Linked DNA regions of Homo sapiens: region 2 is linked to region 1. The links are chromatin loops, found by intact Hi-C in ENCODE. Cell type or tissue: Caco-2. All regions are shown on one strand. Links, peaks and the distances in the headings refer to the core of each region. The heading gives the core; the rest is flanking DNA.

Evidence for each region. A loop is a pair of places that touch in the nucleus more often than their neighbours do. Peaks named below come from ENCODE experiments on the same cell type or tissue, not always from the same donor. Only the 100,000 strongest peaks of a DNase experiment are listed, where the experiment ranks them.
Region 2: a loop joins it to region 1, with 5 times the contacts of the local background. A loop is called at or near these places in 9 of 110 quality-filtered maps.

Annotation. Positions count from the first base shown.
Region 1 is chr6:105,079,760-105,096,692 of GRCh38, reverse strand. LIN28B (lin-28 RNA binding posttranscriptional regulator B) reads right to left here. Exons shown (of 4, transcript NM_001004317.4): 4 at 13,361-16,933. Among named protein-coding and RNA genes, the nearest start is that of POPDC1, 49 kb to the left of the region's middle. In Caco-2, for the core only: a CTCF peak has its summit at 8,921 (motif pointing left); no DNase peak of the experiment used is centred there.
Region 2 is chr6:105,265,802-105,280,429 of GRCh38, reverse strand. It overlaps PREP (prolyl endopeptidase), which reads left to right. Exons shown (of 15, transcript NM_002726.5): 15 at 1,992-7,212. The coding sequence ends at 2,286. It overlaps PREP-AS1 (PREP antisense RNA 1), which reads right to left and starts at 1,414. Exons shown (of 2, transcript NR_199037.1): 1 at 1,352-1,414. In Caco-2, for the core only: no CTCF peak of the experiment used is centred there; a DNase peak (open chromatin) is centred at 7,439.

The DNA.
Region 1 (16,933 bases), core at 6,993-11,992:
CTTGTGGGTCGGTCATACCTGACTTCAAAGGTCCTGCCATCTTGGCTGCTTTGACTGTGAAAAAAAAAAATGGCCAGAAGGCAGTGTAGACAGTGTTGACTAGATGCAGCAATGGAGAAGCCTTCAGAGTTTTATTGATGGGACTTAGTGGGCTTCAGCTTTTTTTCTATTGCATCTGAACATTCACTCCCTTCTAGTTTCCTAAGATTCAACAATATGAGGAGTCACATGAAGGAGTCAGAAAACCTCCCTGGATCTGTTCTGTGGTGGATGAGGGGGACAGTCTTTCTATTCTTTGAGAAACCCACGTTTTCTCCCATCAGCTGTCCTAGATATTGGAATGGAAACTTGACAGCCCATCTTTTGGCCTTGAGTGGCAAGTCCTTGGCATCTAACACACCCACCCTAGTCAGCCTCAATGATAGGCCCAAATGGAAGGAGCATCTTATACCATGAGAGGAATTAATTCTGTCACTCAACAGGCCATGGCATCTAGGCCTGATGTCTGGGTTTCCAGCCCTGAACTTCGTGCTGAGCCAGCTTTTGGTCAGCTTCCCCTTACCTAAGGCTGTGCTGTAAGAGCTGGGAGTTTCCAGTGATGTCCACTTGGGGGTTTTCTGTAGACAGACATGGCTACAGCCCACCAGAAGATAAAGCTGACAGGACTTGGCTATTTGTGGGAGCAGAACTGGTGGTGAGTGAGAGGAGCATGTCGGAGATTTCTGGCTTATGTTACTGCTGGTGATTCTCTGGCCAGGAACATCGCAGAGCGCCAGGTTTGAATGCAAAGCCTGAGTATGTTTTCTTCATGCTAAGTTCTAGGGGCCTTGAGAATAATGAAAAGATGTCAAGCAAGCAATTGGATAAGTCAGCCTGGAACTCAGTGAAGGGATCTGGGCTGAAGATACAGATTTCCAAGTTGGAGACGTCACTGTGAGTTCACCAGCTTCCTAATACATAAAGATTTTTCTAGTTAAGGTTTTTTCTTTTCCTCATCCCTCGCCCCCCCATGAATGAATGAATAATAATAAATGAGTGAATTTTTGATCTTTTATTTCGAAATGTGTTAACATTTGAAAGATCCGCATAAGTGAGCCAGTATTTTTTAAATGGTCAACACATGATGTTGTAAAGTCACACACATGGATATAAGATCTATTCCAAGCACAAGCTAGACCAGTGCAGCAGCACAAAACTGCCATTAACAGGGTTTTGGACTCCACACTGCAAACAACCTTTAAGAAAGATTGTTCCTTTTCCACTCCCACTGCTTCACTTGACTAACCTTAAAAAAAAGAAAAACGAAACTATTATAGAGTTTTCTGTAGTATCAAGAATAGCCACAGTTGGCCCAGCATGGTGGCTCACACCTGTAATCCCAACACTTTGGGGAGCCTAAGGTGGGTGGATCACTTAAGGCCAGGAATTCAAGACCAGGCAGGGCAACATGACAAAACCCCACCTCTACTAAAAGTACAAAAATTAGCCAGGTGTGGTGGCATGCGCCTGTAATCCCAGCTACTCAAGAGAATCTGTGGAACTCAGGAGACGGAAGCTGCAGTGAGCAGAGATCATGCCACTGCACTCCAGCCTGGGTGACAGAGCAAGACTCTGTCTCAAAAAAAAAAAAAAAAAATCCACAATTATCTCAAGATTATTAAAGTACTTAACTCTGTACTCCTCCCTTTTCCAAAATTTGTGTGAGGCTAGATTTTCTTCATATACTTCAACCAAAACGATATATGTTACAATCTACTGAATGCAGAGCAGATGTGAAAATCCAGCTCTTGTATTTAGCCACACCTCTAGAATTGCAAAAGCATAAAACAATGCCACTCTACACTTTTTTGTTTTATAAAATAGTAATTTTATAAATTTTATAAATAGAAAAACGTTCTTCATGTTAACATGTAATAAGTTATTATTTTTAAGCAGAATGATGAATTTCATCATTCTCTAAGTGCCTCTGTTTCTAGCCCCTGTGGCTCTCCCCTGGTTCCTGCAATAGAACCCCACCTTGTTTCTCCACCTCTGGCCTCACTTTTTCCAGTCGACCTTTGTGCTGCTATCAGAATAATCTGAAAATTTGCCAACAGAATTGAAAACCTTCTGATGGAGCTTCCTTTCCTGCAGAGAAAAGGCCGCACTCTCTGCACGGCCACCAAGGCCCTTCCCATACCCAGTCACCCGCACCCAGCCAAGACAGTGACTTCTCCATCCCCTGAACTCATCACACGTGAGCCCACCTCTGCCCAAAATGCCCGCACTTCTCCATCCAGCGGTACCCCCAGGGTAAACTCCCACACCTCTGTGGATCTGCTCTTCCCTCCTTTGCTGCCCTCTGTGGCCAAGAATTTATGCACACAATATGGCTGGTTGTATGGCAGCCAAGGCAGGGACGTTTGCTTAGGTCTCAATGTCTCTTCAGATCATCGTTGAATCTAGCAATGCTCTTTCACTTATCTATTTGAACCGTCAACAGTACTGTCAATGTGGGAGGGCAGGCCCTGTGTCCCCTTTTTAGAAGGGAGAGAAGGTGGGTACAGAGACGGTAAGTGACTGACCCAAGGTCACATTGTCGGCAGGTCCCAAACACATGTGGTCTGTTCACTTTCCTAGTTCTGCCTTACAACCCTGGTTAATTTTTTTTTTTTTTTTAGAGACAGGTTCTTGCTCTGTTGCCCAGGCTGGAGTGCAGTGGCACGATCACAGCTCATTGCAGCTTTGAACTTCTGGATTCAAGTGATCCTCCCAGATCAGCTTCTCCAATAGCTGGGACCACAAGGGTGCACCACCATGCCTGGCTAATTTTTTTTTTTTTTTTGGTAGAGATGGGATCTCACTATGCTTCTCAGGCTGTGTCTTCAACTCTGAGAAACCGACTTATTTTCTACTTATTCTACTCCTACTCTATGCTTAGGCCTTGTTCTCATTCCAGTTTTGGGCCATGTTCACAGTTCCCATGTCATCTATAGCAGCGTCCTCTTGGTTGCTCTACCACTGGGTCTTGGATTTTGTTTTGTGTTTTTTGTATTTTGTTTGTTTGTTTTTGAGACAGGCTCTTGCTCTGTTTTCCAGGCTGGAGTGCAGTGGTGCGATCTCAGCTTACTGTAGCCTCGACCTGCCAGGGTCCAGTGATCCTCCCACCTCGGCCTCCCGAGAAGCTGGGACTACAGGCGTGTGCCACTATGCCCCGCTAATTTTTGTATTTTTTGTTGAGATGGAGGTCTCACCATGTTCCCAGGCTGGTCTTGAACTCCTGAACTCAAGCGATCTGCCTGCCTTGGCCTCCCAAAGTGCTAGGATTATAAGTGTGAGCCACTGTGCCCAGCTGGATCCTGGATATTAAACACTACGTTAATATTTTCTTGCTATTCGCCAAGGACAAATATATCCCACTGACTTCCACGTTCTCCCAGCCTTCTTCTTCATCCTGTCATGAGAAAATTTACCTCTTTCCCACTTTTAGTTATGTCTTTCTGATTTTCTTCGTCTATTCGCTCGTCCCAGCTGCCTGTTAAATGCCATGGTGCTTATCATTGCTGGGCCAGTGCACAGGGCCTGCTCCCAGGAGGACAACTTGATTCAGGATTTTACCCTCTGACTCCTTGATTGGCAGGCCAACAGAACCAAAAGTGGTTTGAACTGAGCTAAATTATGTCACATCTGAGTCAATGGAGGTCCCACGACTGTAAAACAGCTCTTATAAAAGGGACCTTGGACAGGGAGGTGATGGTAGCCATTTAATTCTTGATATTTATCTGCAAATAATGAAAGCGTACTGAGCTGTTCACAACTGTTGGTGACTACATTATAATTATTCCATTTGTGTAGAGACTGGCTGAGGCAAGACCGCAGAAGGATCTCAGACAGGGAACAAACCTCAGGTTCAACCTCCCAGCAGGCCAGCTACACTGTGCAGAAAACAGAACTACAATTCACTCATCTGCTATGACATTACTTCTCTTAAAATTGTTTCTGTAGGCCGGGTGTGGTGGCTCACGCCTGTAATCTCAAGGAGGTGGCTTTGGGAGGCTGAGGCAGGGAGATCCCTTGAGCCCAGGAGTTCAAGACCAGCCTGGCCAACATGGCGAAATCCTGTCTCTACAAAAAAAATACAAAAATGAGCCAGGCGTGGTAGTGCATGCCTCTAATCTCAGCTACTTGGGAGGTTGGGGTGAGAGGATTACTTGAGCCTGGGAGGCGGAGCTTGCAGTGAGTCGAGATCATGCCACTGCACTCCAGTGCACTCTGGGCAACGGAGTGAGACCCCATCTCAAAAAAAAAAAAAAAAATCGCTTCTGTCGTCCTGGAGACCTAATTTTTTTCAACGTGCTTCCCACTACTTTTGTTGTTCTCACCTGATCTCTTCTAACTTTTCTTATTAGTGCTGATATGTTTTGTTAGTAAGAACAATTAGGTGTAATGGGAGATAGTGAGAACAGCATGTATTGAGTGCCTATTATTTACCAGAGGCTGCATTTAAAATACATGATTTAGTATTTTCACAACAATTCTGCAAGGTAGTTATTATGATCACCACTTTGCAGAGGAGGAAACTGAAGCTCAAATAGATTGAGTTTACCAAGACAATTCAAGTCACAAAGCCGGGACTTCCTCCTGGACCCCTCAGACTGAGGCCTGCCTGTCTGCAGCCCTCTTTCTCTCCCGTGCCCCTGGAGGTTGAGTGTGAGGCCACCAGTGTATCTGGTTCCCAGCTCCTTTCCTTAGGTTATCAAGGAGTTTTCATGCTAAAATAGAAAAAGGTAAGACTTTCTATTCTTTGTACATGTATTTATATAGAGGGGCATTTTCTTAGGAAAAAAAATTAAAATCTGACATTGGCCTTTAAAATGATTACCAATTCCTGTGAAAAAATGGGGTCCTAGTATATTTTGTCCCAAACTGATTTCTTATCTACATTGTTTACCTCCACTTGCCTCATAGATGGAAGCAGCTGAAAAGCACAGGCCTGAAAAAGGAGGCAGAGTCCTGTCCTGGACGTGGCTTGGAGGTGGGACAGAAGCGGTTCTGAGTGCCGGCTCTGACAGTGTGATCTTAGGCAAATTGTGAAGCCTGCAGAGCCACTGTGTCCTCACATGTACACTCGAACCTTTCCTAACACATAGCTTGCACCCAGTACATGTTTGTCCTCCTCTTTCCCTTTTTCCTTTGTCAAGTCGAATCCTTAAGCCTTCTGGAATCTTGGCAGCCACAGTCCTTGTAAAGAGCCTTGTAAAGGTCAGTGCCAGGACCCACAGGACGGACAGGGCAGGGGATTATTACCAAGGCTCCTTCTGCTTACAGCAGAAATGGCTGGAGGCATGGGCGGCCCACACTCTCAGCTGCAATCGCTCTGGACCTGTTTGCCTGGGGCAGAGAGAAGAGCCAATTCCAACTTAGACAAGTGGCTCCAGAAAGCACTGGGCAGAGAGGAGGCTGCAGAGACCTCTCTGAGGCAGCCAGTGGATGGAAAGCACTGGTGTAACAGTGAAACAAGAAAAGAACTAACACAACTAACTCCATTTGTTTAAAGGGCCTGTACCCATTCCTGCACGTAGCCTAGGATAATTTTAGAGAACTAAGATAAAACACAAAAACAGCAATCCTGTAGCTTTTGAAACCAGCTCTGGGAATAAAGGGGAAGTATATATATTTTAAAAAGCAAATCAACTATTTTGTTAAAGGTTTACAGGAGCATTGTGACCTGACCAAGGACAAGGAAGTTCTGAACCTCCTCAGACCCTTGCTAGCACTCAGACGTCTGTGATTATTGGTCACCTCTTGATCCAAAAAAGTTATGCTGAGGATAACTTTCTTTTTATTTTGAGACAGAGCCTCCCTCTGTTGTCCAGGCTGGAGTGCCGTGGCGCTATCACAGCTCACTGCAGCCTTGATCTCCTGGCTTCAAGCGATCCTACCACCTCAGCCTCCCAAGAAGCTGGGTATACAGGCACGCACCACCACGCCTGGCTAATTTTTGTATTTTTTGTAGAGATGAGGTTTTGCCATGTTGCCGGGGCAGGATGCTGCTGCTGCTGTTAAGGACCACATTTTGAGGTCCTCTTGACCACTTTGAGGTCTGATTGTTTGAGTCCACCCCCTGCCCCCATTGGGCAGATGAAAAACACAGCCAGGAAAATTGAACCCAAGAAAAACTAGAACCCACGTATTCTTGTTCACAGTCCAGTTAAAAGCAACTTGTATTTATTGGCTCCTGGCCAGTAGTTTTCAGACTTTTTATAAAACGGTCACTCAGGGAACCAGTTAAAAGTCTAGCTCCAAGAGCCCACCCTCACAGATACTGACACAATGCACCTGCCGGGACAGTGGGTTTAGCCTGGGCTGCACGTTGGGATTAAAGATTCTGATGCCATTCATCTGGGCATTGGGAGTCTTAAAAGCTCCCAGGTGATTCATATGGATAGGAAGGTTGAGAAACTCTGGTCTGGGGTGAGGTCCAGGAGCTTCCCTTGCACAAACATGCCAGGTGATTGGGTGGAACTCCTGGCAGGTCCAGGCTTCGCAGGCTAGTGCATTCATAGCCTTGCTTCCCACTGTAAGAAACACGGCCAGGCGCAGTGGCTCACGCCTGTAATCCCAACACTTTGGGAGGCCGCAGCAGGTGGATCACTTGAGTCAGGAGTTCCAGACCAGCCTGGCCAACATGGTGAAACTCCGTCTCTACTAAAAATACAAAAATTAGCCAGGCATGGTGCGCACCTATAATCCCAGCTACTCAGGAGGCCGAGGCAGGAGAATCACTTGAACCTGGGAGGTAGAGGTTGCAGCAGTGAGCTGAGATTGCACCATTGCACTCCAGCCTGGGCAACAAAACCAAAACTCTGTCAAAAAAAAAAAAAAGAAGAGGCCGGGTGCGGTGGCTCACTCCTGTAATCCCAGCACTTTGGGAGGCCAAGGTGGGCGGATCACGAAGTCAGGAGATTGAGACCATCCTGGGCAACATGGTGAAACCCCATCTCTACTAAAAATACAAAAATTAGCCGGGCATGGCGGCATGTACCTGTAATCCCAGCTACTTGGGAGGCTGAGGCAGGAGAATCGCTTGAACCCGGAAGGCGGAGGTTGCAGTGAGCCGAGATTGTGCCACTGCACTCCAGCCTGTGCAGCAGAGTAAGACTCTGTCTCAAAACAAAAAACAAACAAGACCAGAGAAACACAGTGGAGCAGGATGAGAGTGAGAGTGGGTTTGGAGAATGACTAGTAGAAATGGGTGGCATGGATGGAAACATTCAGACAGAAGCAAATGTGGGCAATCACATTGGTGTGTGATTTTGATCCTTTCAACTCTCCTACTCACTTCCTTGTCTTCTTGGCACTTCCTAAAGAGTCAGAAGGAAGCTTACTGCCTGGTTCTGGTGACTGGAAGAAGAGAATGATTCAAATCAGAATTCTGAGGTGTCTTTCCTAGCTAGCTCCAAGCCAGGTTATAGCCCAAGTAGTTAATGTAATCTCCCTGAACCCATCTGTAATATAGGAATATTGATATCTGCCATCTTAATCTTAGGAGGGTTTTGTGAGAATTAAATTTTAAAGCACCATGTCACCGATAAAGCACTATAAAAGTAAAAGCTATTATTACATTAATCAGTGATACATAAATGGAAGCTGAAGGTAAAAGATGTATTTCTTCATTAAATTATACCTGAAAACTCTTTTCAGAACTTGTATCTAGAGACACACATTTAAATCAAATACTTAGAATACCTGGGTGTGATATCAGCATTTTGACAAGATATTGTTTCTTCTCAAATAATGGAAGTATGGGCAGCCCTATTAAGATGTCTGAGTGAGAAGAGGAACATCAAAGTTTTCAGTAATAAAACCCCAATGAAGAAGTCTTGCATTTCTTTTTTTTTTTTTTTTTTTTTTTTTTTTTTTTTAGTGACAGTCTCACTGTGTCTCCCGGGCTGGAGTGCAGTGGTGTGATCAAAGGCACTACAGCATCGAACTCCTGGTCTCAAGCAATCCTCCTGCCTCAGCCTTCCAAGCAGCTGGAATTACTGACACAAGCCATCATGCCCAGCTAAGGTTTTGTAGAATCAGGCTGTATTCGTCCGTTTTCATGCTGTTGATAAAGACATACCTGAGACTGGACAATTTTACACAAGAAAGAGGTTTAGTGGATTCACAGTTCCACATGGTTGGGGAGGCCTCACAATCATGGTGGAAGATGAAAGGCATGTCTCCCATGGTGGCAGACAAGAGAAGGGAGCTCGTGCATGGAAACTCCCCTTTATGAAATGATCAGATTTCGTGAGAATTATTCACTATCATGAGAACAGCATGGGAAAGACCCAACCCCATGATTCAGTTATCTCCCACGGGGTCCCTCTCACAACACCTGGGAATTGTAAGAGCTACAATTCAAGATGAGATTTGGGTGGGGAAACAGCCAAACCACATCACAGGGTCTCACTATGTTAATCAGGCTGGTCTTGAACTCCTGGCCTCAAGAGATCCCTCTGGGTTGGCCTCCAAAACACTGGGATTAGAGGTGTGAGCCACCATGCTTGGGAGAAGTTTTATATTTCTTATAGCTTGAAAGGTGGGGGAGAAACATATGGGGTAATAATGCAGTATGATTATTTAATGTAATTGAATGTTTACAGTCCTGTGGTTTCTTATTACAAGAAGACTTTTAGAAATACTTTTTTCTAGACAAGTTACAAATACCTGATTATCTCTTCAGTATTGTGAGCTCTGTGTTGACAGCCCCTGTCTTCTGCATAAGAGCTCAAAAGGCATTACTTATAATTACACATTTTTTCAGTCAGAAATTTTCCTAGGTAAGTTTATCAATCATGTGGATATTCAGGTACTCAAAAGAGTATTATAGCTATGAGGGGATGTAAAAGAAAATCTGTTTCAGAGAGCAAGTGAAGAGTGCCCTCTGGTGGTGTCAAGCAACAACTGAACTGTATCATGTTCAATCTTTATTCAGAATTACTGAATTCCAGTTCTTCTACATTCTTAAAAGTCGGACTTTCACCTTAACCATAAGGAATTTTTACACTTCTAAAGGCCCACTGCACAGTGGAGTACATTATGACATACTTTTTAGATTGTGTTATTTAGGACATCTTTTACATAAGCCTTGAAGATAATTTTAGTAAGGACAGTGTTCCATTAAGAAATAATGTCTTACTAAAAAGAAACACTGCAGGTTGTCAATATGGTCCCTTTAAATGGGATCTCTTTTTAAATTATGTTTTAGTTTTTGTGGGTACATAGTAGGCGTATATATTTACAGGGTACATGAGATATTTTGGTACAGGCATGCAATGCGTAATAATCACATCATGGAAAATTGAGTATCCATCTAAATGGGATCTCTTGTATAATCTGACATTGACCCACAGTCTTTTATTACTTATTTTTGTTGTTGTTGTTTACTGATTCCATTCTAAAGGAACTCGTGGACTCTCCTCCAGCAGATTTTGGGAATAACCATCTAGGATGGTCAGGTATGATCCTAGATGGAGACAGACTATTGAACCAGATGCCAGTCCAGAGTCCCTTCCCACTGTTTGGTTTTATGTTACATTTTCCCCGGCAATAAGTTTCCCCATTAATGCTGTGCAGCCTCAACAAACAAAAGCCCACCTAAGGAAGTAGAGCGTGGACCGGGCACATCGTCAGAACACCACAGCAGGAGCTTCTCACACGGCAGCCCCTCCTCTGCATTTTCCAAGATTTTTACTGTGAGGAAATTATGATTGTAATTAGGTTTTTATTAATATAGTTTTAAGTGGATTTTTTGGGTCTGTTTGATTGCTTTTGGGCAGAAGCAGTTTAACAGGGGACTAGAAAAACTACTATCTGAACTAGTTAATGAAAGTTGTGGAGAATTAATTTCATGAAGAAATGAGAGAACTTGAAGAGCCAGTGTGGAGATTGATAACTATAAGGGCTCAATATGTGGCCCGATGATCTCAATGAAAGAGTGATAAATGACCACGCGCAGTGGCTCACATCTCTAATCCTAGCACTTTGGGAGGCTGAGGTGGGTGGACTGCCTGAGCCCAGGAGTTCAAGACCAGCCTGGGTAACATGGCAAAACGCTGTCTCTACTAAAAATACAAAACATTAGCTGGGTGTGGTGGCGCGCACCTAAAATCCCAGCTACTCAGGAGGCTGAGGCACAAGAATCACTTGAACCCGGGAGGCAGAGGTTGCAGTGAGCCGAGATCACACCACTGCACTCCAGCCTGGGTAACAGAGCGAGACTGCGTCAAAAAAAAAAAAAAAAAAAAAAAGAAAGAAAGAAAGAAAGTGATAAATAACACTTGAAATATCTGACATACTGGCAGTGAGGGAGAGGCCACACTTCTAGAAGGTAGAAAAGCAGTATGAAAGGACAGGTCAACAATATGTCTATTTGCACCAAGTCAAACAGAAATGTGGTTTGATTCTCAAGTGTGAAACAGTCTTTCCCTGGACTTTGACTTTGGGCATTGTCCTTACGTTAATAGGTGTGGGTCCAGCCTCTTCTTTCTTCTTGACAAAAGAAAACCAACCATGTGATTTGGGGTGTAAGCAAAACCTCCAAGGTTGGAGTTTGTGTTTTAAAGAACTTTTACAAACTGGAGCAGGCGGATATAGCTACAGATGCTGAGGAGCTCAGAAATTAAGTAGAAATGGAGACCCTTGACCTTCAGAAATAGCCCACATCTTCAAGAAATTTTGAGTAATTTTAGAAACAAAATACACTATAAATACAATAAACTATCCTATATTGTGTTAAGAAACATGCCTGCTATGCAGCCACAGAAACATTTACCATTTTCCAGGCAGTCCAAATTAATTCAGAAAGTGTGTGTGTGTGTGTGTGTGTGTGTGTGTGTGTGTGTGTGTGTGTGTGAGAGAGAGAGAGAGAGAGAGAGAGAGAGAGGATTAGAAAGGGCAACATACTGGTTTCTAAATTGAGGATGACAGAAATTACATTTGAGCAACTGTGAAAGTTTTAAGAATTTTCAATTATTTCTAGAAAGCAAAGCAAACAAGAAACCCCACAGAGTTTTTGAGGAATGTTTTACAAAAATAACAGGCAATCAGGAGCAGAATCGATCACAAAATGGTGGCTATCACACAGCACTGCTTTGATTTAGTAGCCTAGCAAGCAAAAGCTTCATACAAAGGTCCTTACAAAAGGCTTATAGACACAGACAGGGGTAGGAAACATAGTACTCTGTGTACAGAGAAGGACAGCCTGGGATTCTGGCTGGGTCGTCCTGTTATCCTAAATGTGACTTACAGCTATTCTTTATTTGGAAAAAAAAAAAAAAGCAGCATTAATTACATAAGCATATTGGACTATTTAATGATCAAATTATTCTATGTATAAACACTGGCCAGGCGTGGTGGTTCACATCTGTAATCCCAGCACTTTGGGAGGCCAAGGCAGGTGGATCGTCTGAAGTCAGGAGTTCAAGACCAGCCTGGCTAACATGGTGAAACCGTCTCTACTAAAAATACAAAATCAGCCGGATGCAGCGGCACATGCCTACAGTTCCAGCTGGAGAATTGCCTGAACCAGGGAGGTGGAGGTTGCAGTGAGCAGATTGCCCCACTGCTGCACTCCAGCCTGGCAACAGAGTGAGACTACATCTCAAAAAAAAAAAAAAAAAAATCACCCGCATGTGTATGTATCTCTGTGTGTGTGTGTGTGTGTGTGTGTGTGTGTGTGTGTGTGTGTAACCAGAAGAAAATTAATAAAAAAATGCTAATGGTTATTTCTAGGCGATGGGATTATGTATAATTTTTTCTTTTTTTAAGATTTTCAGCCAGGTGTGGTAGCTTGCACCTGCATTCTCAACACTTTGGGAGGCTGAGGTGGGATCCTTGAAGCCAGGAGTTAAAGACCAGCCTGGCTAACATAGTGAAACTCTGTCTCTACAAAAAATTCAAAAATTGGCCGGGCGGGGTGGTTCATACTTGTAATTCCAGCACTTTGGGAGGCCAAGGCAGAAGGATCAATTGAGCCCAGGAGTTCAAGACCAGCCTAGGCCACAAGATAGTAAATTTTTGTTTTGTGATTTTACCACCTCTACAAAAAATGCAAAAACGTAGCCAGGCATGGTGGTGTAGGCCTATAGTCCCAGCTACTTGGGAGGCTGAGCTGGGAGAATCACTTGAGCCTGGGGAGGTTGAGGCTGCAGTGAGCCATGGTTGAGCCGCTGCACTCCAGCTTGGGTGACAAAGCAAGACCCTGTCTCACAAAAAGAAAAAAAAATTCCATATACTAAATATAAATTAATAAAAGCTGTTATTGGTTACTTTCAGATGATGGGATTATGTGTATTTTTCTTTTAAGGTTTAAAGGTTTTCCATATTCTGTAAAGTACAAAAAGCCCTTCAAAGAAAAGTGAATCACACATGGTTGTACAAGAATGTGAATATACTTAATAATCAAAAATGGTTAAGGCTAGACATGGTGGCTTACACTTGTAATGCCAGCCCTTTGGGAGGCTAAGGAGGGAGGACTGCTTGAAGCCAGGAGTTCAAGACCAGCCTGGGCAGCAAAGCAGGACTCCATCTCTACAAAAAAAAAAAAAAAAAATTAGCTGGGCATGGTGCACATCTGTAGTCCAGCTACTCAAGTGGCTGAGGTGGGAGGATCGCTCAAGTCCAGGAATTTGAGCCCACAGTAAGCTACGATTGCACCACTGCACTCCAGCCTGGGCAACAGAATGAGACCTCATCTTTAAAAAAAAATGGTTAAGATAGTAAATTTTATGTTATGTGATTTTACCAGAATTTAAAATAAAATAAAAGTCATAACAGATCATCAAAAAAATAAATCATCCAGGTGAAGAGAGGAAAATAAGTTTGATTGTGGAACTGGCCAATTTAAAGAACTCAATAGTTTTACCAAATCGTTTGTTACAGTACATCAATACTGCATTCATGGTTTGATAAATCTACATTCGTATTTTAGATATTTGGTACTGATAAAATTTGCCCTTTTCAAATTCTTTATTAGAAAAAACTTGTAGAAAAATTCTAAAATGATTTCTTCAATAGGCTTTGAATATTTTGCTTCAGACCACTCTTCTGACTACATGAAGTATGTGTCTTTATTCACAAGCTTGCACAATCCCTGCTGGACAATTCTGAGTGATGGCAGCTCCCACCTTTCCTTCTTCCTTCACTTAGACTACATTTATTCAGCATCTGTATTGTTGGAGTAAGTTCCATGTTAATACTCACCACTGAGGATATGTTAATACCACTTAACTTATGCTCCAACTGATGTAAAACACTGCCTAAATGGCCTTTTATCCTTTCACTTAACTTAGTAAGAACACACATCATAAAAAATCTCCAAAACCCATCATAAATGCCAACGTTATATGTTTTATTTTTAATCAAGTAATTTTTTTAAACCTCAACATATCCATAATTGACAGAATAAGACATTAGGCATGAAATGAGAATATAAAACCCAGAGTGTACAGAAAGGCAAACAGTGCTTCAGTCCCTCCAGATGACTGCATGCGAGTGAAACGCATTCCAAACATCTACCCCTTTTTTGTCTTTTAAAAACATACAGTTCAAGTGTTTTTATTTTCACTTGTAAACAACATGAGTCAAAATGGACAATGAGGTAATCTAAATACTACACAGGATAATTTAAAAACACTAGATAAAACACCATTATTAAAGACATATAAAAATCAGGGTTCACTTTGGTCTCTAGTACGGTTAGTTGTTAATACCAAAAAGCAACACATACTAATTGAAGCCAGCTTGGTGGTAGGTGCCAGTGGTTGATAGATGTGATTCAAGAGGTAGTCAACACCATCATTTTCAAGCTGGTAACTCTCACAAGTGTTAAGCCACAGATGCATTAAATATCATAATACTTCTCACAGTACAGTACTTTACCATAACTTGCAGCTTTGTTCCAAATATAAAATTTAAAAATGAATCATAGGTCAACTTCTCACTCTAACTGAACAATTAAGACACAGATCATACAACCACCACATCTTAAAGAGGCTGTTGACAGCTATGTAAGACAGAGTTTGATGCTTTTAACAAGATGTTCTTCTCTAAAACAAATAAATCTCATTAAGACATCTAGAAAATTAAAGTCAGTGCAGCTGCACTTGTACATACTTTCCCAAATTTTATAACCAAAGGGGAAATACACATATATATTTTATGATAAACATTTCTTAGAGAAAACAGATAAATTAATTTAAATTAACTTTAAGACTTAATGAGATTTCCCATGTCCTGTATAATTCATCTTATAGTGAATGTTACAAAGTCTATTAACACTTATGGGCTCCTATTCACAAACTAAATACAACCAGCAGTAACTTGGGGCCGCACTGGTGCAAAATAAAACTGAGCCAGAATAAAAAAAGTATCGGCAATATTGGAGGTGGACTGATGCTAATAACATGACATTTCTTGATCTTTTTTCTTACATTGCACTCTAAACTTCCAAGTTATAAGCAGGTAAAAATCTTTCTAAATCTTTCAACTGCAAAAATACATCCAAGGCCTTCTAGTGAAGACTAGAAACCCAAGTATAAAAATGTTTTCATTATAGTCTGCCATGTAGCAAAAGATCAGCTTACAGGGCTAAGAGACTGGCAATGCATCTTGTTTAGGAATTACATTTGTGTTGACATGAGGGTGAGGTCAAGAGATAACTTAATTCACAGACCTGCTGCCCCACCATTAGTAATCCCTGCAAAGTGATGCTTCACACAGACCCTTTTCCCTCAATAGCTAGTAATGGCATTGCATGTTCATTCCTTGGCAAGCCAGTGCTAGTTAGTTATGTGCCTGGGGCTATAATGCTGCAATACGCTTGGCTTCAGGGCAGCACAGACAGTAAATGAAGGACATTGGCGTCTTTTAAACTCTTTGCCTAGCATGAATACCTGCATACACCAACCCCTCTCCCTGCTACCCCTTCCAACCTCCACCTCTGGGCAAAGTGGTGCTTCTAAGACTGCTTCCGTGTTCTGTTTTGCTTAAGTTGAACAGTGCCCATAATTCTTTAAACTAAATACATGATTATTTTAAGGAAATGTTTGGAGACTTTGCTAACTAAAACGAGATGCTTCATTATTCACAAGTGTTTGTCAGAAACATGCAGTTGTGAATTGCTATTTATAATACAGATAAAAAGGTTCTGTACCAGAGAATTATCAGCCACCTGTAAGGCTGGAACAGCATACATACAGGTGTGCTATGTATCAACTATGAGGTAGCCTTTTGCTGTAAACAGAGTAATATTTTACCTATGTAAATGAACAATGTGTTCACATCAGTGATATTCACATATGCACAGAGTTGAGGGAATCTGCTTTAGAGGAGTTTTCACATGAAATAAAAATAGGATAACTGATATCTGATATTCAAAAATTTTGATCTGTGTCAAACTCAGAGGTAGTTACTATCATCAGTACATAATACTTATATAAAGGTATAAGTTATTTGGTTTGTTTTGAGTAAGCAGGACTGTAGACTAGTCTGTAAAGAAACAACAAAAATATTACATGGTATGTTCCCTGAGCAAAGTTCTTTGTCCTGAGTATGTTATGTAATAGTGATAATATTCTCATATAAAAAATAAACCCCAACTTTCAACCATAAGATAGGTTTGGTATGTGCTCTTAGTTTAGTCTGGTAAGATGATGAAAAGGATTTCAAATTGCACCCATAAAGACCATAGTTCTCAAGTGTTTCTATTTTTTTTTACCATGATTTTAGCTCTGAATTTCTTTTTGTAAACAGGAAGTGTCCAATTTTGAAGTCCATAATTTCCTATTTCCATAAGGTGAAGGAACTTTGGTTTGAATTTTCAAAGTGACTTATCTATCATGTTTTGCATTTTTACTGTTAACCTGCTTATTATACCTGCTAAAAATTGAGCAACGCTTATCATGTTTTGCATTTTACTGTTAACTTGCTTATTATGCCTGCTAAAAATTAAGCAATGCCACTTTGATTTGTCTACATAATTTAAATAAGTTTGAAATCCTCACATAAGGCAAGGAAGTACTTCTCTACAGCTATATCACATTCAATATCGTCAAAGGTAAGCTTTGCATCACAGCACACCGATATTTCAGTGTATACCACGCAGATTCTCACAATCACTGTTGTGAAATTCAAGCTGAGTTGTAAAGGACTGGCAACCCAACCTGAGGCATTTTCGTCTTATGGTGGTTTGCTGAAACAGCAGCAACTATACACGTCTCCCATGACAGGACAGGCGGGAGAGGAAGTAGAAACTGTTCAGCAGAATATGTCTCATTTGAGTCATGCTATTTTTATTTAATTATCTGAGCTTACACCAACAGGCCCATACATTATAATTATAATGCTTAATCTTATTCCCAATATTAAGCACTATAATTAACTGGTACCTTCTTGCAGATGTTTCAGAAATTTGCCCATAACATCTAGAGCCAGGATGACCCCAAAATAATTTTTTTTTCCATGACCGAAACCTAACAGGACCAATACTATGGCCCCTAGCCAGTTTATCACTCTAACGAGAACCAACCTGAGAAGATTCTCCCTGGCACTGAATGTTCATCCTGTATCCACCATATAGGTTACTTCAGAATAAGCATTGAAGGTCACTTCCATAAGATCAAAGTTACTGTATAAAATACTTCTAGCTCTCTGGTGGGAGAGGTTTGGTACCTCTGCCCCAGGCTTGTCACTCTTGTTAACTGCCACTAAATGCTGCACTTTTTCGTATCATTTGCAGGTCATATATATTGGGCAACTGTGAACATCCACTTAATTTTAATTCTCAACCCCAGTATTTAATTCATTTCTTTGCTGCTTGTTTGTTTTAGAAACAAATTAGATAACTCTCCAGGAGGAATAAAAACCACCACCAAAAATATATGCCAAACAATTGGAGTTCTCT
Region 2 (14,628 bases), core at 4,514-9,513, 190 kb before region 1:
ATATGTAAGAGTTTTATTTTTAATCACCAGTGTTTGGCTCTCAGACTGGCACAAGAAGCCTGTTCCTCCTATTAGTAAACTACAAATTTTGATGAAAATAACTTTAGTTTCTAAAGTTTTGTTTTTTTGAGACAGAGTCTTGCTCTGTCACCCAGGCTGGAGTGGAATGGCGCCATCTCGGCTCACTGCAACATCGCCTCCTGGGTACAAGCAGTTCTCAGTTCTCATGCTTCAGCCACCTGAGTAGCTGGGACGACAGGTGCGCACCACCGCACACGGCCAAGTTTCTAAAGTTTGCTCTTTCATTTTGTTTGCTTTTTATGGCTAGCCTCTCCAGTTTGAAATATACTTAAAATGACTGAATTTTTTTTAACTGGATACTTTACTAAACTCTATTCTCTAAGGGGAAACAAAGTTCACTATGAAAGTTATTACTTTTCAGTACATGCAGGCCTCATTGACACACATTGGTAGAAGCTATATATTTGAAGAAGGAATATCTAACTTAGAGAAAATTTGCACGTAAGGAAACAAGTCCTATTTAAACTCATTTGAAAATACTGAGTTAATTGAAGGCAAAAGAATATTAGATGACACCTAATACTTTCAAACTTAATTTAAAAACAAAGAAAGTTCTAAATATTTTTCTCCATGATGTTCCTTCTTCAGTTTTCAAATCTTGCTCTCACAGGGCTGCATTTCACCTGCGGCTGGTAAAATGAGCATGGAACTCAGCCCACACTAGCTAGGAAGGGTCCTACAGGGAGCTCCTCAAGCCCAGCACACCTCCCCGCCCCCTGGGCTGTGCCTCATGGAGCACCATCCAGAATTAGTAAAAGGTGTTTCCCCAAAAAAAGAGCTAGAGCTCCAAGTTTGAATGGCTGGGCGATAAATAAAGCCTAATGTATTTTTTCCTACAGATAATGTATAAATATTGCATGTGAATCTCCAAGGGGGAGATTGTTATTATTAACAGGCAGGGTTTTCCAAACTTGTTTCTTTTTAGAACTAACCCATATTTGGAAGAATGGGGCTGGTCAAAAGACACTCTTAAATGAGATCAGAAAACAGATCTCCATCTTATCTGGTGGGAAACTGAGCCCAAGAATGTTTTGGCCTCACGTTGGTTAACTGAGCAGAATTTTTACTGTTTTCACTATTTACCTACCCTTCAAAATAAAACTCTACTAAAACAGGTGATTTTATTCATTAATAAATATTAAATACATTGAAAAACATGACACCCCTATTAGGAGAATGTAAAGAAAAAATATCCAGATATTTCAACTATTATCAGTCACTGTTAAAATCAACATTACTTTTATACTTAACACCCTTTTTGTTAACTTACCCAGGAAACTTGCCTGGTACTTCGGAAGGTGCCCTCCTCCTCTGGCAAAGTCTGTTGCTTTCTGCCGGACTGAGAGCCAGCAGGAGGCTCAACAGCCCATCCAGGTTTCTCGGTTTACAAAGAAACTAGGCCCAGAGAGGACATGTGCTTTTCCTAAGATTGCAAAACTGAGCCTGGAATAAAGGCTTTATAGATGTTATTAAAGGGGCAGCAAGCCCCTTTATACTGTGGATTTCAAGTTTCTCAACAAAAGAAAGGCTTGGACTTTTTTTGAACCACTGAGTGTGGTTATAATGACAATTATTACTCCACTTTGTAGCAGTAAAAAAAAAGCCTAGAGAATATGAAACTACTCACCTTAAGAGACAGTAAGCATGCCTGTGATTTGGGTTGTTTCAACAGACCTGTGAGCTTCCTTCCTACAGTCTTTCAAAGTTGGAGCCACATAAATGACACAGCTCCCCAGTTTCCAGGAGCCCTTGCCAGTCATGGCCTAAATGGTAACGCATAGGCACAGTCCATGGTGGTCACTCACGTACTAGTTAACTGCAGTCCTCACTGCTAATTAACTACCTAGGTCCCTGTGCCATAAAACTCTACTGTTGCTCTCCAGCCTCACAAAGGTGTTTTTGCCTTCCAGATACTCTCCATTGCATAATGTGAAGTTACCAGAAGCAGATGACATCCAGTACCCGTCCATGCTGCTCCTCACTGCTGACCATGATGACCGCGTGGTCCCGCTTCACTCCCTGAAGTTCATTGCCACCCTTCAGTACATCGTGGGCCGCAGCAGGAAGCAAAGCAACCCCCTGCTTATCCACGTGGACACCAAGGCGGGCCACGGGGCGGGGAAGCCCACAGCCAAAGTGATAGAGGAAGTCTCAGACATGTTTGCGTTCATCGCGCGGTGCCTGAACGTCGACTGGATTCCATAAACAGTTTTCGTGCTTCCTCCTGACAGCGACAGAAAACCTCAAGGGCTTTCCCACGTTGACACCAAGAAACCACTGGGCATAATGCTTCCCCACGGGAACATTATTCCTGCACTCACAGGCTACAGTTGAACAGAACTGCCGTGGGAATTTTATCTTTTTTAGGCTTCTCCTTTTTAGCAAGGCCTTGGTGTTTCTTTTTCCACCCTGTCTAGGCACATGTGGTTTTTTGGTGTTTTTTTTAAGGGCATGTTGGGATAAATAGCTAAATGGCAACAAACACATTGTGAATATTAGATTGCTGAATTAAGGATCATAGTCGGGCATACTTATCTATATCCATAACCTCTATATCTTTAAATAAATGTGAGAACTGTTCTCATGGAGAAGACTTCTTTGCAACAATAATAAATGTTATTTAAGAATGACAGGCTTTTACTTCCGGTTTCTTCATATTGAGGGGCAACTCCAGAAGTGGAGTTTTCTGTGAGAATAAAGCATTTCACCTTTCTGCAACAAGTTAGTTTTCAAGCAGTTAAGTCATAGAATGTTTGTTAGCTTTGAAAATAAGTTGTTCATCCACTCTGTCTCCCTTGTTTGTTTGTTTGTTAGAGGTGATGAAGCTGTCAGAGGGGGTTCACTGTCATAAACAAACACTGACCACTTAGTTGGGTAAAAATCTGATCTGGGGCTCTTTTGGTTTGGATGCCTCCTTTCAAAAATCACTGGGCTGGAAAATTCAGATTATTCACCTATTTGTATATTGATTTGTTTACAAAGTATTCCTAGAAATCAGAGTTCCTTGGATCCAAGGATCCTTGGTTCCAAGAGATCACATGAGTAAATTATCCAAACAAACAGATACATATATCCAAGCATTTCTTACAGTCAGAAATTTCAGCATTTCCCAAGCTGTTTCTCCTGCATAGATCACTCCTGGAAATAGAAATAGTCATACTTACTTACTGGAAAAAAAAAAAAAAAAGTTTTGGTTTGCCCACCCCCAAGATTTTTAAGATATACTATTCCTTAAACTTTCATCCATAAAATTTTTTTCAAGGCATATATTTTAACATTTCATGAAACAATGTTCCTTTGAGTATCAGTTTGGGAAATGCTGATCTAACTTAAAACAGTTTTTTTTCCTTTGTCTTGCTTTATCAGATGATATGATAAAAATTATTATTTTATATAGTATCTTAACCTTATATAAAATAGCTTAAAAGATTACTTCATTATTCCAATAATTTGTACTTTTCCAAGTAAGTCCCATCTTCCAAGTTGTATATGTATGTGCTTTTAAGAGCACTCTCTCATTCTCTACGTTTCAAGTTATGGTCAAAAATTAGACATACCATTTTCTATCAAGCATATCACTGCATACCAAGCATATTGAAAGACAGCTATATGGCTTGGTTTTTCTCTACTGGAATCATGTTTTCCGTTACTATTTAGTACGGTACATAATACAGTTGTCATTGAGTATAAGATTCACCATAACTCCTCTGGAAACAAAGTGTGCCAGTAGCTAGTGTTGCATGCTGAGACTCTGTCGTCATCACCATCTACTCAGATACTGATACTAGCTAGCTTTGGTGTAACTGCTGACCAGCATGGCAGGAAAGAAAGAAAATACATTTGCATGGTCAAGCCAGAGGCAGCCTCTTTCCTAGACTAGCTGTGTGGTGTGAAGTACAAATAGCTGAGTTGGACCCACTGAGTCCAGAGCATTTTCAAGGTTGCACAGAATCTAACCATACTTTCTGAGGTCTGCTTTACAGCAGAAAATACAGTGTGTAGTGTGTGAGCTTCAGATATCAGGACTGGGTTCAAATCCCAAATGTCACTTAGCAACTGATGAGGAGGAGGAGGAATACAGTAATACGTTTTTAATGCCTAGCATGATTGGCCTCCAGTTACGAGTTCTCTTTTCCAACCTAATTTTTGTGTCTAGATTTTCACAGGACAACTAATCCCACCAACTAAAGGTATTTTGGGGAGTAGGGGGAGCTTTAAACATTAGAAATAAGACTTGAGATTGGGCTCCTACCCAGAACTCTAAGGGATTCTTCTCTATTTGATCCCACTTTTCTGTATCCTGTGCTCTGCCCTTTGGCTCTTTCTTATGATTACTCTCTTCTAGCTATTTTGAAATGCACAGTAGATTATTGTAAACTATAGACACCCTACTGATCTAACACTAGGTCTTCTTTCAAACTGTATATTTGTAGGCATTAATCTCTTCATCCTCCCTTTCTCTGCCTGCTTTTTTAGCTCCCACATGAGTGGAGAACATGGGATATTTGTCTTCCTGTGCCTGGCTTATTTCACTTACCATATTGACCTTCAGTTCCATCCATGTTGCTGCAAATGACAGGATCTCAGTCTTTTTCATGGCTAAATCATATTCCATTGTATATATGTACCACATTTTCTTCATCTGTTCATCTGCTGATGGGCACGTGGGTTGATTCCCTATCTTGGCTGTTGTGGATAGTGCTGCAGTAGACACAGGAGTGCAGATATCTTTTTGATATACTGATTTCCTTTCTTTTGGATTCATACCCAGTAGTGGAATTGCTCGATCACAGAGGACTTATATGTTTAGTTTTTTTAGGACTGTTTTGAAAAAGAAAAAGTTGTACATGTTGCACAGGTGGCCTCACTGCTTTGTCACAAGGCCCTGCTAAGCACACCAGAGCATTTGTTACCTTAGCAAGATAAAGTCACATTTATGTTCACTATGGACTTACCTGGAATATTATAAAACTTTCCAATTAATCATGTTTCTTAAATACTCCCACTAAAGCTTAAGCAGCTACACACACATGGTGCTACAAGTTTGAAAAGGATAAGTTTCAACTAAGGAAGCCTGTCACCAGTCTCTCAAGGTTTGTCAGTTTTACCAGCCTCTGGAAGTTCCCAGCAGGCCACATAGCTAATGCCCAGAAGGAGTTGCAAAGACTCAAAGGCAGGTTAAGGACAGGCTGGAAAGCTGTGGAGGTTGCTGTAAAGAGGCAAAGGTCATACTGTTGGGGTGGTCAGGCCAGTGGGATGAGGACTGAGGCCCTTGAAGGAGGAACATTGAGCCATTCTCATCCTCCATATCTCAGGGGCTGAAGGTGCAGAGAGAAAATGTCCTGCCCTCATCCAGTTGATATTCCAGGGAGGAGACAGATGGTAAATTATCTTGCTCATGTTTACCCTGTGCCACCCGCTGCAAGCACTCTGTGTGGATGAATGTTTGTCCTCACACAACCTTAGGAAGCACATAATACCTTTTCCCCATTTGGCAAAGGTCCAAGTTCCCCAGCCAGGAGGTGGGCAGGCAGGGCAGTAACCCCAGGAGCTGGGCCTTGGATACTGCACTCTTTTTTTGGGATGGAGTTTTGCTGTTACGGCCCAGGCTGGAGTGCAATGGCGCTATCTCAGCTTACTGCAACCTCCACCTCTTGGGTTCACGTGATTCTCCTGCCTCAGCCTTCCCAGTAGCTGGTATTACAGGCGCATACCATCATTCCCGGCTAATCTTTTTGTATTTTTAGTAGAGATGGGGTTTCACCATGTTGGCCAGGCTGGTCTTGAACTCCTGACCTCAGGTGATCCACCCACCTCAGCCTCCCAAAATGCTGGGATTACAGGCATGAGCCACCATGCCCAGCCGAAACAGCTCTCTTACTGCTGTTGTCTGAGTGTTTATGTCCTCCCCGAAATGTATATGTTGAAATCGTAAATCCCAAAGTGATGGAATTAGGAGGCAGGGCCTTCAGGAGGCGATGGGTCATGAGAGCGGAATCCTCATGAATGGGACTGGTGCCTTTATATTAGAGCCCAAGGAGAGACCCCCCCGCCCCATCCCTTCCACCATGTGAGGACACAGGAGACGGTGTCACCTATGAACCAGGAAGCAACCCTCATTAGACACCAAATCTGCCAGTGCCTTGATCTTAGATGTCCCAGACTCTAGGACTGTGAGAGAGCAATTTCTGTTGTTGACAACCCACCAGTTTATGGTATTTTCTTATAGCAGCTTAAACAGACTAAGATACCCACGAGTCTATTAACAAGATAATAAACAAAGTATAATTTCAGGAATTAACAAGAAACAGGAATAAAAAGAGCTGTGAAGAAACAAAGTGGGGCAAATGAATAGTCCGTGAGAAGGAATGCTATTTGAGTCGAGGTCAGGGTGCCTCTTTCAGGAAGCAACATTCGGACAAAGACCCGAACGGAATGAGGGGACAAACAATGGGCAACGTTTTGGGGGTTGGTGAGGACAGCAGCAATGGGCAGAGCCTGAGGCAGGAACCAGCCAGGCCTTTGGAGGAAGAGCAGGAAGCCAGTGTGGGGGGAACAGGGAGCCAGGCGAGGCCTGGAGGATACACTAGAGATGGCAGGCAGCTCAGTCAGGTGAAGCCACTGAGAGATGAAAGCCGACAACACTGTGGGAAACTGACAGCAGGAGAGCCTAGGGAAAAGCGGGGTGGTTATTCAAAGAGCAGGTTGCTTAGCACCTTTAAGGAATTTTGGGGGTGGGGGCAGCAGGAACCCACCATCACAAAAATCACTGACATGCCATATCATGGATGAATCTCAAAAACATTATAAGTGAAAGAAGCCAGACACAAATGACTGGGTATAGTCTGATTAAGTGAAATATCCTGAAAAGGCAGTTCTATAAAGATAGAATGTAGATTAGTGGGTACCTGGAGTTGGTGGTGAAGATGGTAATTAACTACTTGGGCATAAAGGATCTAACCGGGATGACAAAAATGTTCTAAAACTGGATTTCAGTAACGGTTGCACAACCTGGTAAATGTATTAAAAAGTCATTGAATTGTACACTTGAAATGTATGAATTTTATGGTTTGTAAATCATAATGTTATCGAAATAATCTCTGGTAGTGAAATAAAGAGAAAAAAGAGCAATGACCCTTTCTGGATGAGTGCCATCCAGGAATAGCCACCTGGAGAACTGCAGAGTCAAGTAAGAAAGGCAGGTGACCAGGGGCAACTGAGATAAAAGCTTGCATATCAGGCTTAGGCAAAGAGGATGAGGGCTATTTTGAGCAGCCGTCTTTAGGTCAGGGTTCACATTTGCAGGCAAAACTGTCCCTCTCTCTCTCTGAGTTTGCTCCTGTAGATCAAATATCAGGCCGGCTGATAGGGTGTCCTGAGAATATGCCCTGCATCCACCTTACAGGCTTTGCTCTGCTCAGGAGCTCAGGGCCTCCTGCAGCCACGTGACCGCAGCACTGAGAAGCAGGCAGGGGGAGGCACGGGCAAGGAGGGTTCGTTCAATGCCAAGTAAGTGACTAAGGAAGCTCTTGTTTACTGTGCAAGAGAAAATGACTTGGTGGCCATTTGTGGAGGTTATTAATGCCAAATAATCTAGAAATTATAAACAAAATATCATAATGGTAATATATGATTTAGAAACTGATTTACATCTAATTGACACAATATTATAGTGTCTTCCAGTTCCAAAGTATGAAAGGCTTTGAGAAACATCAGAGGAAAGAGCTTCCAGTCACCTCTATGGAGAGTCAAACTGAGGTTAACCTGAAAACCAAATCAGCATCAAAACATAACCACCCTAAAACTCCAGAGAAAATGATGGAAGTTAATACAGGTAGCACTGAGTTATTTCCCCAGGACATTCAGGTGTTGGCGCTGTGATTGGCATTTTTCCAGAGGACCAGGTTGCCTGCAACCTCAGGCCCCAGAAGATGCAGGAACCTGAACACCAGGGCCACCCCCTGCTCTGTCACTACTCTGGTCTTGCCTTGGAGTGTGAAATGCTGCAATTCATCCAAGATACAGTCATGCAGCATATAACATTTCTGCATATGACTGCATGTATAATGATAGTCCCATAAGATTATAACAAGCTGAAAAATTCCTATCACCTAATGACATCATAGCCACCATCATGTCGCAGTGCAACACACATGTGTTTGTGGTGATACTGTTGTAAACAGACCTACTGCAGTGCCGGTCATATAAAAGTCTAGCACATACAAGTATGTACAGTACCTAATACTTGATCATAACAGCTGTTCCTAGTTTACGTGTTCACTATATTATAGTTTTTTATCATTTTGAAGTATACTCCTAAAAACAAAAAAAGGCTACCCTGTAAGACAGTCTCAGGCAAGTCCTTCAGGAGGTTTTCCAGAAGTAGTCACTGTTATAGGAGATCACAGCTCCATGAGCGTTACTGGCCCTGAAGACCTTGGAAGGATGTGAAGTGGAAGACAATGAGCAATATTGATGATCCTAACCCTGTGTAGGCCTAGGCTAAAGTGTGTGTTTGTGTCTTAGTTAACAAAAAAAGTTTAAAAAAATATATATACATGAAAAAAGAATAGTTTTGTATAGCTGTACAATATATGTGTTTTAAACTAAGTGTTATTATTTATTTATTTATTTATTTATTTATTTAGACAGAGTTTCCCTCTTGTCACCCAGGCTGGAGTGCAGTGGTGTGATCTCAGCTCACTGCAACCTCCACCTCCTGGGTTCCAGCGATTCTCCTGCCTCAGCCTCCCGAGTAGCTGGGATTACAGGCGCCCACCACCACACCCAGGTAATTTTTATATTTTTAGTAGAGACAGGGTTACACCATATTGACCAGGTTGGTCTCGAACTCCTGACCTCAGGTGATCCACGCCCCTCGGCCTCCGAAAGTGCTAGGATTGCAGGCACGAGCCACCGCGCACCAGCCAAGGTTATGCAGTTTTAGCAAGAATACCCCAGATGTGACATTGTGCTCTTCTCAGTGCATCCTATTGGGGGCACATGGTGTTCATATGTCTTATTCCTGGTGACATCAATTTGGATCACTTGGTTAAGGTGGTGTCTGCCTAGTCTCTCTACTGTAAAGTGACTATTTTTCCCTCTTAAAGATTACCTTAAAATTTAAGGTAAGTTGTATTTTTTGTCTTAATTCAGATGCATATTTAAATACCACTTTTGGAAAAATATTTCAGACAAATTATAATAAAAATTTATATAAATAAGGTTCCTGTGTGTCCTGTCTCAAATAGTTGTTACCATGTGTTCTGTCCCTAAGCCTGGACGATGTCTTGATTTTTTCCTTCTTAAATCCAGTTGTCAGCGAGTTCTACCAGATTTTACCTTCTAAATTTCCCTCAAATGTATCCACATCTCTCTATCCTCACCATGCTTCATAATTGCTCTCCCTGACTCCAAGGTTTATTCCTTTCAGATTCTACTCCAGGGCTTTATACAAGTGAGTAAGATCAGGTCAACTCCTGTTTTAAGCCTTCTGTGGCTTCTCTTAAGCAGAGACAATCTCTGCAGCAAAGCCTGGGATGGGCCCTCCAGGATGAACTGGTGGTAGAATAATCTAGGCAGCTGAACAAGTTAATCTCCCAGCTGCAGATCAGAATCAGCCACAGAGCTTATTAAAGCTATAAATCCATTGGGTCCTACCCACAGAGATTCTGACTCAGAAGGAACCAAGATCTGCTGTTTAACAAGCTCCCCAGGTGATTCCAATTTGGAGGTCAACTGAGAAATTACTGACTTAACACAGCAAAATGATGTCAGTTCTGATGTTGGTTCCCAGGAGGAACTTTTTCCTCCATTTTTCAACTTTCTGTAATGCTGTTGCAATTCTGCTATAATTTCTAAATACATCTTTAAAAGTTATACTAAAGGTTTTATTTAAAAATCAGCAAAATATGTACTCTTTGCATATTCTAACTTCTGTTGAATTTGCACATATTACAAGAATGTTCTTTTTCTTAAGAATGGTGATCATTTCCTAAGACTCATTATATTTAAATCCCTAGTGATATGCATATAATCCTCTTGGGATCATGATATGTAGTTCTATTGTCCTATTTTAAAGATCCCAGTGTCCAGCAAAGAACATTTACCAAGCTCTGGTTCCCATATTTTAAAATTTAGGTGGAGCCCTGTGCATGGCTGTGGAGTAGACAAATATAGCCATTCACCTAGTGCTAAAAATGTATTTTTAGTCATTCCCAATTTTTTTTTTCTTGAAATGGAGTCTTCCTTTGTCACCTAGGCTGGAGTGCAATGGTGCGATCTCGGCTCACTGCCACCTCTGCCTCCTAGGTTCAAGCAATTCTTCTGCCTCAGCCTCCAGAGTAGCTAGGACAACAGGTGCCCACCACCACACCCAGCTAATTTTTACATTTTTAGTAGAGATGAGGTTTCTCCATGTTGGCCAGGCTGGTCTTGAACTCCTCTGACCTCAGGTGATTCACCCACCTAGGCCTCCCAAAATGATGGGATTACAGACCTGAGCCACCATGACCAGCCCCAATACTTTGAAATTTAAATAAAAATTCAGCAATTTCCAAAACCAATTCTATCAAGCAATTATTTCTATCAAGTTCATTACCTGTGCCAGACTTATGAATGCCTCAGCATAATTCCCTACATGGTAACCTTTAGCCTCATTTCTAAGATAGCAAAATACATGGTCCACCAATGAATTTTAAAGTTCAACTTAAATATATAAAAAATAATATATAATATTAATATATTAATTTATAATATATGGTATATTATATATTAAACATTAAATAATGTGGATTATTTATTATTCCAGTATTAGGATGAGAGGTACACTGAAAGCCCAGAATCCGCCACTATGCAACATATGTAAGAAATCTGTACTTTACCCCCTAAATCGATAAAGATAAAAACATATTTAAATCTATATAGAGATAAAATGTGAACCAATATTTTATCTCCCAACAAAATAAGAGGAGTGGCATCTAATCTGATTTTTTTTTTCAGTCAACATGTACCTCCCTCCACTTCTCCTGATCTCACAGGTTTTGCACTTGAATGCGCTGGGGAAATGCTGGCAGAGAGGAGATGGGGAGTAGAGGAGTCTCAGTAGATATTGGCTTGTGATCGTTTGTACTTCCCAGTTCCCTAAATCCTCTGCTCTAAGTCAGAACCACTGCAGAATGTGACTCTTTTGTAGGTCTAGAGCTAACTCATTCACCACCTGTTCCTTTATATTTTTTCTTGTGGCAAAAATACACACATAGACACACATATGCATGTATTTTTAAGACTATTTTTAAGCAGTATTGGGTTCACAGCAATATTAAAGAGGAATGTAGAGACTTCCCATATATCCCCTCCCCCCACACATGACATAGGCTCCCCCATTATCAACATCCCCCACCTCAGAGGTACATCTATTCTAACTGATGAACTTACATTGACAGATTATAATCACCCAAAGTCCATAGTTTACATTAGGGTTCACTCTTGGTGTTGTACATTCTGTGGGTTTGGAAAAATGTATAATGACACGAACCTATCATTTTAGTATCATACAGTGCATTTTCTCTGTCCTGAAAATCCTCTGTACTCCATATTCATCCTCCCTAACCCTTGGAAACCCCTGGTCCTTTTACTGTCTCCATGGTTTTGCCTTTTCAGAATGCCATATAGTTGGAATTTTACAGAATGTAGCCTTTTCAGATTGGCTTCTTTCACTTAGTAATACACGTTTGAGTTTTCTCCATGTCTTTTCATGGCTTGATAGCGAATTTCCTTTTAGTTCTGAAATATATTCCCATTACCTGTGTGTACTATAGTTTATTTATCCACCCACCTACTGAAGGACATCTTGGTGGCTTCCCAGTTTTGACAGTTATGAATAAACTGCTATAAACACCCACGCACAAGTTTTGTGTGGACGTAAGTTTAACTCCTTTGAGTAAATACCAAGGAACACAATTGCTGGACTGTAAAAGAGAATGTTTAGTTTTGTAAGAAACTGGCAACTGTCTTCCAAAGTGGCTGCATCATTTTGCATCCCCACCAGCGATGAATGAGAGCTCCTGTTGGTCCACATTCTGGCCAGCATTTGTCAGTATTACAGATTTCGGCCATCCTGATAGGCATGTAGTGGTATTTGTTTTTTGTGTGTGTGTTTCCCTGATAACATGTGATGTGGAGCATCTTTTTTTTTTTGAGGTGGAGTCTTTCTCTGTCGCCCAGGCTGGGGTGCAGTGGAGTGATCTTGGCTCACTGCAACCTCGGCCTCCTGGGTTCAAGCAATTCTCCTGCCTCAGCCTCCCAAGTAGCTGGGATTACAGGCGTGAGCCACCATACCTGGCCGGAGCATCTTTTTATATGCTTATTTGTCATCTGTATATCTTCTTTGGTGAGATATCTGTTAAGGTATTTCGCCCATTTTTTATGGGCCAAAGAGGAATTTCTACATTCCTCTTTAATTTTGCTGTGAACCCAATACTGCTTGTTTGTTTGTTTTCTTATTCTTGAATATTAAGAGTTCTTTGTATATTTTGGATTATAGTCTCTTATAAGACTTTTGCAAATATTTTCTCCTAGTCTATGACTTGTCTTCTCATTTTCTCAACATTGTATTTCACAGAGCACTTTCTCATTTTCATAAAGTCCAACTTACCATTTCTTCCACAAATCATGCCTTTGGTGTTATATCTTAAAAGTAATCTCTATCCCCAAGGTCATTTAGATTTTCTCCTGTGTTACCTTCTAGGACTTTTATAGTTTTCCATTTTATATTTAGGTCTGTGATCCATTTGAGTTAATTTCTGTGAAGGGTGTAAGGTCTATGTTTAATTTTTTTTTTTTTTTTGGCCCGTGGAATTCCAGTTGTTCCAGCATCATTTGTTGAAAAGACTGTCTTTCTTCATTGTATTGCCTTTGCTCCTTTGCCAATGTAAGATGACTAGATTTATATGGGTCTATTTCTGGATTGTCTGTTCTGTTCCATTGATCTATTTGCCTGTTCTTTTGGCAATGCCACACTGTCTTGATTACTGTAGTTTATAGTAAGTCTTGAAGTCAGGCAGTGTCAGTCCTCAAACTTTGTTATTCTCATTCAAAATTGTGTTGACTATTCTGGATATTTTGTTTCTTCATATAAACTTTAGAATCAGTTTGTTAATAGCCTCAAAATAAGTTTCTGGGATTTTGATTGAGATTGCATTGAATGTATAGATTAAGTTGAAAAGAACTTTTTTTTTTTTTTTTTTTTTTTTTTGGAGACAGAGTCTCACTTTGTCACCTAGGCTGGAGTGCAGTGGCATGATCACAGCTCACTGCAGCCTCAATCTTCTGGATTCAAGCAATCCTCCTGCCTCCAGCCCCCAAGTAGCTGGGACTACAGGTGCATGCAATCATGCCTGGCTAAGTTTTATATTTTTTGTAGAGACAGGGTTTTGCCATGTTGCCCAGGCTGGTCTCAAACTCCTCAGCTCGAGATCTGCCTGTCTCAGTGTCCCAAATTGCTGGGATTACAGGCGTGAGTCACTGCTCCTGGTCGGAACCAACATCTTAGTGGAATTAGTTTTCCTATCCATGTACATGGAATATCAGTCAATTTATGTAGTTCTTTGAGTCCATTCAGAGTTTTATAGGTTTCCTCACATAGATTTCATACATTGTTAGGTTTATAGCTAAATATTTTATTTGTGGAGGTGTTAATGTAATATTTACATTTGTATTGTGTTTTTAATTTCAAATTCCATTTGTTTGTTGCTAGAATACAGGAAAGCAATTGACTTTTATATGTTAACCTAGTACCCTGCAACCTTGCTATAATCACTTCATGGTTTTAGTAGTTTGTTTTTTGTCAATTCTTTTGGATGTTCTACATAGATGATCATGACATCTATGAACACGAGTTTATTTCTTCCTTCCCAAACTGTTTAAGTTTTATTTCCTTTTCTTGTCTTATTGCATTAGTAACTTCAAGTACCATTTTGAAAAGGAGTTGTGAGAGGCAACATCCTTGCTTTCTTTCTGATCTTAGGGGGAAAGCTTTTTCTCGCCATAAAGCATGATATAGCTGTACATTTTCTGTAGATATTCTTTATCACACTGAAAAGTTCTCCTTTGTTCCTGGTTCACTGAGAATTTTTATTGTGGATGAGTGTGGATTTTGTCAAATGCTCTTCCTGCATCTATTGATATAAATCACTGATTTTTTTTCTTTTTAAGCTTTTTGATATGATGGATTAATTGATTTTCAAATGTTGAACAGGTCTGGAAATAGCTGGGATAAATCTCAGTTGGTCATGGTGTATAATTCTTTTACACATTGTTGGATTTGATTTGCTAATTTTTTTGAGGATTTTTGCATCTACATTCATCAGAAATACTGGTTATAGTTTTCTTGTAATGTCTTTGCCTGGCTTCAGTATTAGAGTAATGCTAGCCTCATATAATGAGTTAGAAAGTATTCCCTCTGGGCCGGGTGCAGTGGCTCATGCCTGTAATCCCAGCACTTTGGGAGGCCAAGGCGGGTGGATCACAAGATCAAGAGATCGAGAC